Linked DNA regions of Homo sapiens: region 1 is linked to region 2. A link is an interaction called in ENCODE POLR2A ChIA-PET data of the cell type or tissue named here. Cell type or tissue: B cell. All regions are shown on one strand.

Evidence for each region. Peaks named below come from ENCODE experiments on the same cell type or tissue, not always from the same donor. Only the 100,000 strongest peaks of a DNase experiment are listed, where the experiment ranks them.
Region 1: POLR2A ChIA-PET joins it to region 2 with 10 read pairs; 5 of 35 experiments call an interaction of 5 or more read pairs at or near these places.

The regions. Positions count from the first base shown.
Region 1 is chr6:134,634,956-134,638,955 of GRCh38, reverse strand. No RefSeq gene overlaps it. Among named protein-coding and RNA genes, the nearest start is that of LINC03002, 97 kb to the right of the region's middle. In B cell, no CTCF peak of the experiment used is centred here; a DNase peak (open chromatin) is centred at 2,325.
Region 2 is chr6:134,203,125-134,207,124 of GRCh38, reverse strand. All of the region lies in intron 3 of SGK1 (serum/glucocorticoid regulated kinase 1), which reads left to right. LOC124901531 (small nucleolar RNA U13) reads left to right here and starts at 611; the gene lies at 611-714. In B cell, no CTCF peak of the experiment used is centred here; no DNase peak of the experiment used is centred here.

The DNA.
Region 1 (4,000 bases), 430 kb before region 2:
TCTCGTGCCTCAGCCTCCCGAGTAGCGGGGACTACAGGCGCCTGCCACCACACTCAGCTAATTTTTGTATTATTATTATTTTTTTAGTAGAGACGGGGTTTCATCATGTTGGTCAGGCTGGTCTCGAACTTCTGACCTCAAGTGATCCACCTGCCTTGGCCTTCCAAAGTGCTGGGATTACAGGTGTGAGCCACTGCCCTGAGACCATTTATACTCTTTTCTGACATGATTCCTTCCCTTTGTAATACAAAAGTAAACTCCAGCTGCTTACTGTGTCTAGATAGGCCAATTCTGAATTTGTAGGTAATTCACAGTAATTGCTCTTATTAACTGAATTCTTACCAAGTGTTACAAACTATGCTGAACTCTTCCCATACAGTAATTGTGTGTGGTAAATGTTATTATCCCATCTCACACAAGAAGCTGAGGCTTGGAGAAATTAACTGACTTTCAAACAGTAACATATCTAAGAAATCATAAAGCCAGCCCTTGAACCTGGTCTGCTGAGCTCAAAACTTAATATATTCCTACTAGGTTATTCTGCTCAGCTGTTCTACTGAAGGTAGGGTTCTTGCTCTTCACCATAGCCATTTAAGGTGGGCCTCATTGTCCCAAATTCACAGAGAAGAAAATCATGACCAAGAAAAGTGAAGTGTCTTGTCACAAGCACACTGATTGTAGCTGAGTCAGTTTTCAAGAAAGAGGTCTTTGTCATTTTAAAACTGCCACTACACTGAGCTACCTGCTTGGGAGGTTTCAGGGTCTGTGGATTAAGTAAAATCACCATCACAGCATGTTTATAAAATGAGTAGGATTCGCCCAGTGCATTGCATGTTTCTAAGAATGCACTTTTATCAATGCTTTTAAGTCACTAGGGCACAACAGTAGATGCTCAATAAATATGTGCTGACTCAATAGAACTGAACTGTTAAAACATTAGTTCTCCTCTAATAGGCTTGGCAAAACAGCATTCTGGAGTGAGAAGGGATTTGAAAGGTAACTTTTCTCCATTATTTTATCCCAGTGAAGATACTAAGGGCCAAAATTTGCTCAAGGTCACAGAATTTCTGAGTCTCAAATGAGGAACTAGAGTGCAGGTCTTTAGATTCTCAGGTGAATGCTTTCTCCACCACAGGATACTTCCTCCCTGGGTACAATTTAAATGGAAAGCACAGACTAGTTTAAGAGAATATCAGTGGCCTGATTAGACAGTGAAGTTTCAATTCTTGCAAAAGTATTTTTATGTGAGGGCATTTGCCTACTGAACAGATCCTAGGTATATGGAATTAAATGCATTTTAGGATTGCCTAATTTGGAGAGTAAGTGCTTGATGGAAAAATAATGAAATTTTAGCAGACAAGGAGACAGTGTGATGGCGGTGGTGGGAGCAGAAGAAATGTGGGCTGCCCACTCGCACTTCTACCTCTAAACATTCTCTAAAGCTGCGAGGTATTCCTCTTGTGCTCAGCTCACTAAGTGATCGCCCCCTCTTCTCTCCTTCCCCCTGCTAAATAATCTTAAGGAGATCTTGATTGGCAGCTTGCTTTAGTCTACCCACACAGTACGAGGAGCTCTCACTCCCATCCCTAAAACACACTTTCTCAGCCCTCATATTTCATGTATCTTATTTTTCATTGCTCACTCACATTTAGATAGGAGTTTTGGCAATTCCTAAAGGACTGTGTCTTAGTTTTTTTTCCATATATCACCAACACTGTGAAATACAAAGCTGAGGATGAAGGGAAAGTAGACAACACAGGCCCACAAAACAGTAAAGCATCAAAATTTGCTCTTTCCATTTTGTTATTAGTATTATGATTTTTAGAGACAAAGTCTTACTCTGTCTCCCAGGCTGGAGTGCAGTGGCTTGATCACTGTAACTTTGAACTCCTGAACTCAAACTATCCTCCTACTTCAGCCTCCTAAGTAGCTGGTATTAGAGGCATGTATCACCATACCTGGCTAATTAAAAAAAAAATTTTTTTTTTGTAGAATCAGGGTCTCATTATATGGCTCAGCTGGTCTGAAACTCCTGGCCTCAAGCAATACTTGTGCTTTGGACTCCCAAAGTACTGGGATCCTTCCTTCCCTTCCCTTCCCTCCCTCCCTCCCTCCCTTCCTTGCTGTTAAATATATCAGGTGACACAGAAGGACTGGATGTAACTTTCTTTCTCCTCAACCTTTCTTCTAAAATAGGAGGCCCATGAAACACGGTCTGGTCTGCAACCCATGGCAGGATGGACTGAGACTCAGACTGATCAGTGTTATAGGCCGTGGGCGCTCTTTAGACCTGTGATGCACACACAGCAGCTGGATGGGGAACTCCCTGGCTGAGAGCCAGCTGGTTATTTTTTGCTGATGCTGTCAATAACACAAATTGTTCAGAGTGCCTACCCTTGCATTGTTCTCCTCTTCATCCTGCACATCTTAAAATTAACGAGCAGTCCTTTGACTACCCTGGCTCTTTCTTCTCCAGTTTTCTCAACCACCACACAGAATATGTCAGCAGTCAGATGGCACTGGCATGCCACCTATGGAGAATCGCCTCTGGCTTTAAGCCCAGACCAAGAGAAAACTAGAATTGGAATTTTTGGATGACGACTTTTGTCCTGATGCTTCCCAATAGCATTCGCTAAAGACTAGAGACAGATAGTTTGCAACTTAGCACCATGAGCAAAAGTTGCCTGGTTTTGCATTTTGACCATTGAGTAAAAGGACTCATGTTTAGCCAAGATTCTGAACTGGCTGTTGGGGCTGACTTGGTTCTCAGAGGTCTCCCTAATGACTGTGGAGCTAAAGGCTTAACTTCAAAGAATGTTTTGGAGAAATAGCCCCAATGAATTCCAAGCTCTGGGAAGGGGTTGGGGGATAGGGGTGGGACACAGGGGCTGGAGTGGGGAAGGGAGGGAATCCTTTCATGCCCATTAATGTATTGCTAATTGCATCATATCCAGATGTTTCCTTTCTCAACTTCAGAGGTAGAGGGCCTGAGAGATGGTGGTGCAGATGTTAAAAGCCTTGTCTTAAGTTTATACAAGTATGTAGCAGAGTGAAAAGATTGCCAGGTCTGAGTTGTACTCGTTACACCACTTCCACTACATTCATTTCAAAAAATGAATATAAATTAGCCAGCTCTGTTCTCATCATGAAAATACTTTTATTTTCCTGTGAAGAGGTTTTATCTCCCCAGTCAAATTATTGGCCCTCTGGTAGACTGTTAAGTCCAATACTTGTGTTCTCATCTTTGCAAACAATAAGTGCTCCATGAATAAATGCTGATTAATATAACAATAAGGTGGTTACAAGGATATACTTTCAGCCCTGGCCTACCCTACAACTTTTTTCTTTATTTTTCCTACTTTAAAAAAATTGCTGAGCCAATACTGCTCATCGTAAAAAGGCACTGAATATAAAATAATCATCTCCCACCTCTGCCCCATTTTATATATTTAAAATAATTAATGCTGTTAGGTAGATAGTCTTCCACATCTATTTCCATGTTCATACAAGTATATTCAAGCTATGGACACATACACAGTATTCACCTGTATTATTTTTAAAGCAAAACCAGCATTATTCTACATACATTACTCTGCAACCTTGTTTTTTCACTTATGTTGATATCACGGACAACTTTCCAAGTCAGTAAATATGCAGCTTATTTATTCTAATTGCTGCATAATAGTCCTATAATGGATATATCATAATTTACTCAACCATTCCCACGTCAGTGAATACTCAGCTTCCCACTGTCTTCTAAATAGCTTCTTATTTAATCAACACATTGCCTGGCCTCTTGCATATCAACTTCTGCTTTTTTATAACTAGGACAGGCCATGTCCAAAATGAGGTAATCTACTCCTTGGGCGAATGCCTCCAAACCACCAGGAAATTTGTTTTCTATGAATTAAAATACCTGTACTAAGGTGTCCTTTTTATTCCATAATTAAGGTTAGAGTATATCTTTTCTGGACACTGTTGTCTTTTAGGTAAGGTATGA
Region 2 (4,000 bases):
CCTCCCGAGTAGCTGGGACTGTAGGCGCCCGCCACCATGCCCAGCTAATTTTTTTGTATTTTTAGTAGAGATGGTGTTTCACCGTGTCAGCCAGGATGGTCTCGATCTCCTGACCTTGTGATTCGCCCGCCTCGGCCTCCCAAAGTGCTGGGATTACAGGCGTGAGCCACCGCGCCCGGCCTTGTTTATTTATTCTTACCTAACCCAACACTCGAATACACTGCAATTAATTTTTTTTTTGTTTTTTTTTTTTTTCTGGAGACGGAGTCTTGCTCTGTCGCCCAGGCTGGAGTGCGGTGGTACGATCTCGGCTCACTGCAACCTCCACCTCCAGGGTTCAAGCGATTCTCCTGCTTCAGCCCCCCAAGTAGCTGGGACTACAGGCATGAGCCACCATGCCTGGATAATTTTTGTATTTTTAATGGAGACAGGGTTTCACCATGTTAGCCAGGCTGGTCTCGAACTCCTGACCTCAGGCAATCTGCTGAGCTCGGCTTCCCAAAGTGCTAGGATTACAGGTGTGAGCCACCATACCTAGCCTTGCAATCAATTTTACCCTAAAAGTCCTTTTGTTATGTCTTCTTTTCAGTATCTAAAACGTATATACTAGATCCCTTTGTCGTTTATAAGTGTGATGATTGGGTTTTCATGTTCCTGTGTGAGATATGCCTCCTTCAAGCCTTGTTATGATGTCTGCACATTACCTGCCTGTCATTTAAAAAAAAAAAAAAAAAAAAAAAATATATATATATATATATATATATATATATATATATATATATATATCATCAGGTACAGCTTTGTGGATTGTGAAGCATATTTAAGTGTTGGGAGGAATGAGGAATGAGTCTATTTGCTGGAGTAGAAGACAGAGGAGTTGAATAAAGTGGGCAAACACATGAGTCCAAGTTTGTTTTCTAGGGCAAGGAAGAGATTTGAAAACCTAGGGTGAATCATACTTCAGAATACTTATGGGAGGGCATGTATACTTGCACTATGATATTAGGGCTGTACATCTAATCAGAATCAGAAGAATGCCACTTTATGAGATCGGAGAATATGCTTCAGGTTATATGATTAGAAATTACGCTTAGACAAAGAGTAGGGTATGTTCTCATAGCAAATAGAAGACATTTAAAAATTCTTTTTCACAAACACACATGAGCCGTGAGGCCTAATTGCACAAAGTAGACACTAGAAATAAAAGGGAAGGTGAAGCAAAAAGGAGCTAAAACAATTAAGAGAGTGATAATAGAGCTTTCACCTTTTCTAATGAAATAGGTCTAATGAAATAGAAAACTCACGCTGATATCTGATATTTGTATTATGCCTCACGCTTTTACAAGGAGTATTCACAGAAATCTAATGTAGTGTTTGCCGCAATCCCTTGAAATAGGAGAGACAGCCCTTTCCTTGTTATGCCTCTATTAGAAATGAAATAATAAGCTGAATAGGTTAGCTGACATATCCAAAGCTCGCAGCCAGAAAATACCAAGGCTAGGAGAATGGAGAGTGGACTGCCCAGTTCTATAGCACGCTTCTTAGGAAGAAGCAGCTCTCCTAGCAGAAACAGCTTGGGCTAAATCTGTGCTATAATCTGTTCTTCATAAAAGGGAGTCAGAGGCTGTGCCTATTAGCAGAAACAGGAGGACTTGAGAAGGAAAGTGAGAAACTTTCTGATGGCTTTTTTTTTTTTCAAAGACCAGACTTACGGTCTAAACATTATCAATTTCATCTGTCAAAAAATTGTTTTCTGTCTTGTTTTATTATATCTTTTGAAGAAAGAAGAAAAAACATAAAAGTGAATTAGCCTATTTATGCCATCATTTCAGTCCATCAGCAGTATACCACCACAATAAACAAGCCATCTGCTGGCTAATACTGCTAGTAAGATCTACAGCACATGTGTTATGAAGAAGCAATGTAGAATGAAACATTACCAAAGGAACATAAATGATTCTTGATGTTATGTAAAGAAAATGGAAAGGGAGGGAAATCTGTACAGGACAGGTCTAGAAAATGGTGCTTGACCAGCAGCCCTCAGGACTGCTCTATCTGTGAAGCAGCTATTCTTTATTCCTTTACTTTCTTAATAAACTTGCTTTCACTGAAAGAGAGAAAGAGAGAAACAGAGAAAGAAAGAAAGAAAGAAAAAGAAAGAAAGAAAGAAAAGGAGGGAGGGAGGGAAGGAAGGAAGGAAGAAAGAAAAGAAAGAAAGAAAAAGAAAATGTTGCTTGGACAATTTTTGAAGCCTAAATAAATTATGTTACGGGCTGGGTGTGGTGGCTCATGCCTGCAATCCCAGCACTTTGGGGGGCCAAGGTGGGTGGATCACCTGAGGTCAGGAGTTAGAGACCAGCCTGGCCAACATGGTGAAACCCCTTCTCTACTAAAAATACACAAATTAGCCGGGAGGTGTGGCACGTGCCTGTAATCCCAGCTACTTGGGAGACTGAGGCGGGAGAATCACTTGAACCCAGGAAGCAGAGGTTGCAGTAAGCCAAGATTGTGCCATTGCATTCCAGCCTGGGCAAAAAGAGTGAAATTCCATCTCAAAAAAAAAAAAAAAAGTTACAAGAAAAACTAATGCAGAACACATAGAGAAATAGGAATAGAAATATTTCAGACTTACTCTTTTTTTTTTTTTTTTTTCCTGAGATGGAGTCTTGCTCTGTCGCCCAGGCTGGAGTGCAGTGGTGCAATAGACATACTCATTTTTAAAACGTTTTTATTACTTTTCCTTCATCAGTAGTGTTACAAAGAATGGAGTGTCCCTCCTACAAGAGCTCATCTCATGAAGATCCTTCCCAGTCACCAACTTAACCAACTCATAAAGTAGGATCTATGTCTAGAGTAATTATTTATTTATTTATTTATTTATTTATTTATTTATTTATTTATTTTTTGCCTAGTTGGTCAGTCCATTACTAAGAGTGTTTTAAAATCTCCACCTCTAGTGGTAGAATTGTCTTTTGGTTCTTTTAATTCAGTCAATTTTTGCTTTATGTATTTTGAACCTCTGTTATTAGGCACATATACTTTTTTTTTTTTTTCTGAGGTGGAGTTTTGCTCTTGTTGCCCAGGCTGGAGTGCAATGGCATGATCTCGGCTCGGCTCACTGCAACCTCTGCCTCCTGGGTTCAAGCAATTCTCCTGCCTCAGCCTCCTGAGTAACTGGGATTACAGGCACATGCCATCACTCCCAGCTAATTCTTGTATTTTTAGTAGAGACGGGGTTTTGCCACGTTGTTCAGGCTGGTCTCTAACTCCTGACCTCAGGTGATCCACCCACCTCAGCCTCCCAAAGTGCTGGGATTACAGGCATGAGCCACCGTGCCCAACCACACACACATCTTTATGATTATTATTATTTCCTAATGAACTGATCATTTTATCATTAGGAAATTTCCTTCTTTATCTCTGGTAAAAGTCTTTGTTTTAAGTCTATTTCTTCTGATAGATACAGCCAGTCCAATCTTCTAAAGCCTACTTTTCACATGGCATATTTTTCTTTCCATTTTCTTTCAACCTGTGTCTTATAGTTAAGGTGCTTATCTTATAGACATCATGTGGTTAGATTTTCCTCTTAAAATCCTATCTAATGATCTCTGTTTTTTTTACTTGTGATGTTTAGCCCCTTTATACTTAATGTAATGACACAGTTAGATTTAACTTTACTGTTTTGCTATTTGTTTTCTATATGTCCCTTCTCTTCTTTGTTTGCTTATTCTTCCTTTCCTGACTTCTCTAGGATTATTTGAATAGGTTTTAGAATTTAATATTAATTTACCTGTTGACTTTCTAGTTATCCTCTTTGCATCACATTTTCAGTGGTGCTCTGAAGATTACAATAAATGACTTTATTTTTATTTTTATTTTTTTGAGACAGAGTCTCACTCTGTTGCCCAGGCTGGGGTGCAGTGGCACAATCTTGGCTCTCTGTGACCTCCACCTTCTGGGTTCAAGTAATTCTCCTGTCTCAGCCTCCCAGGTAGTGGGA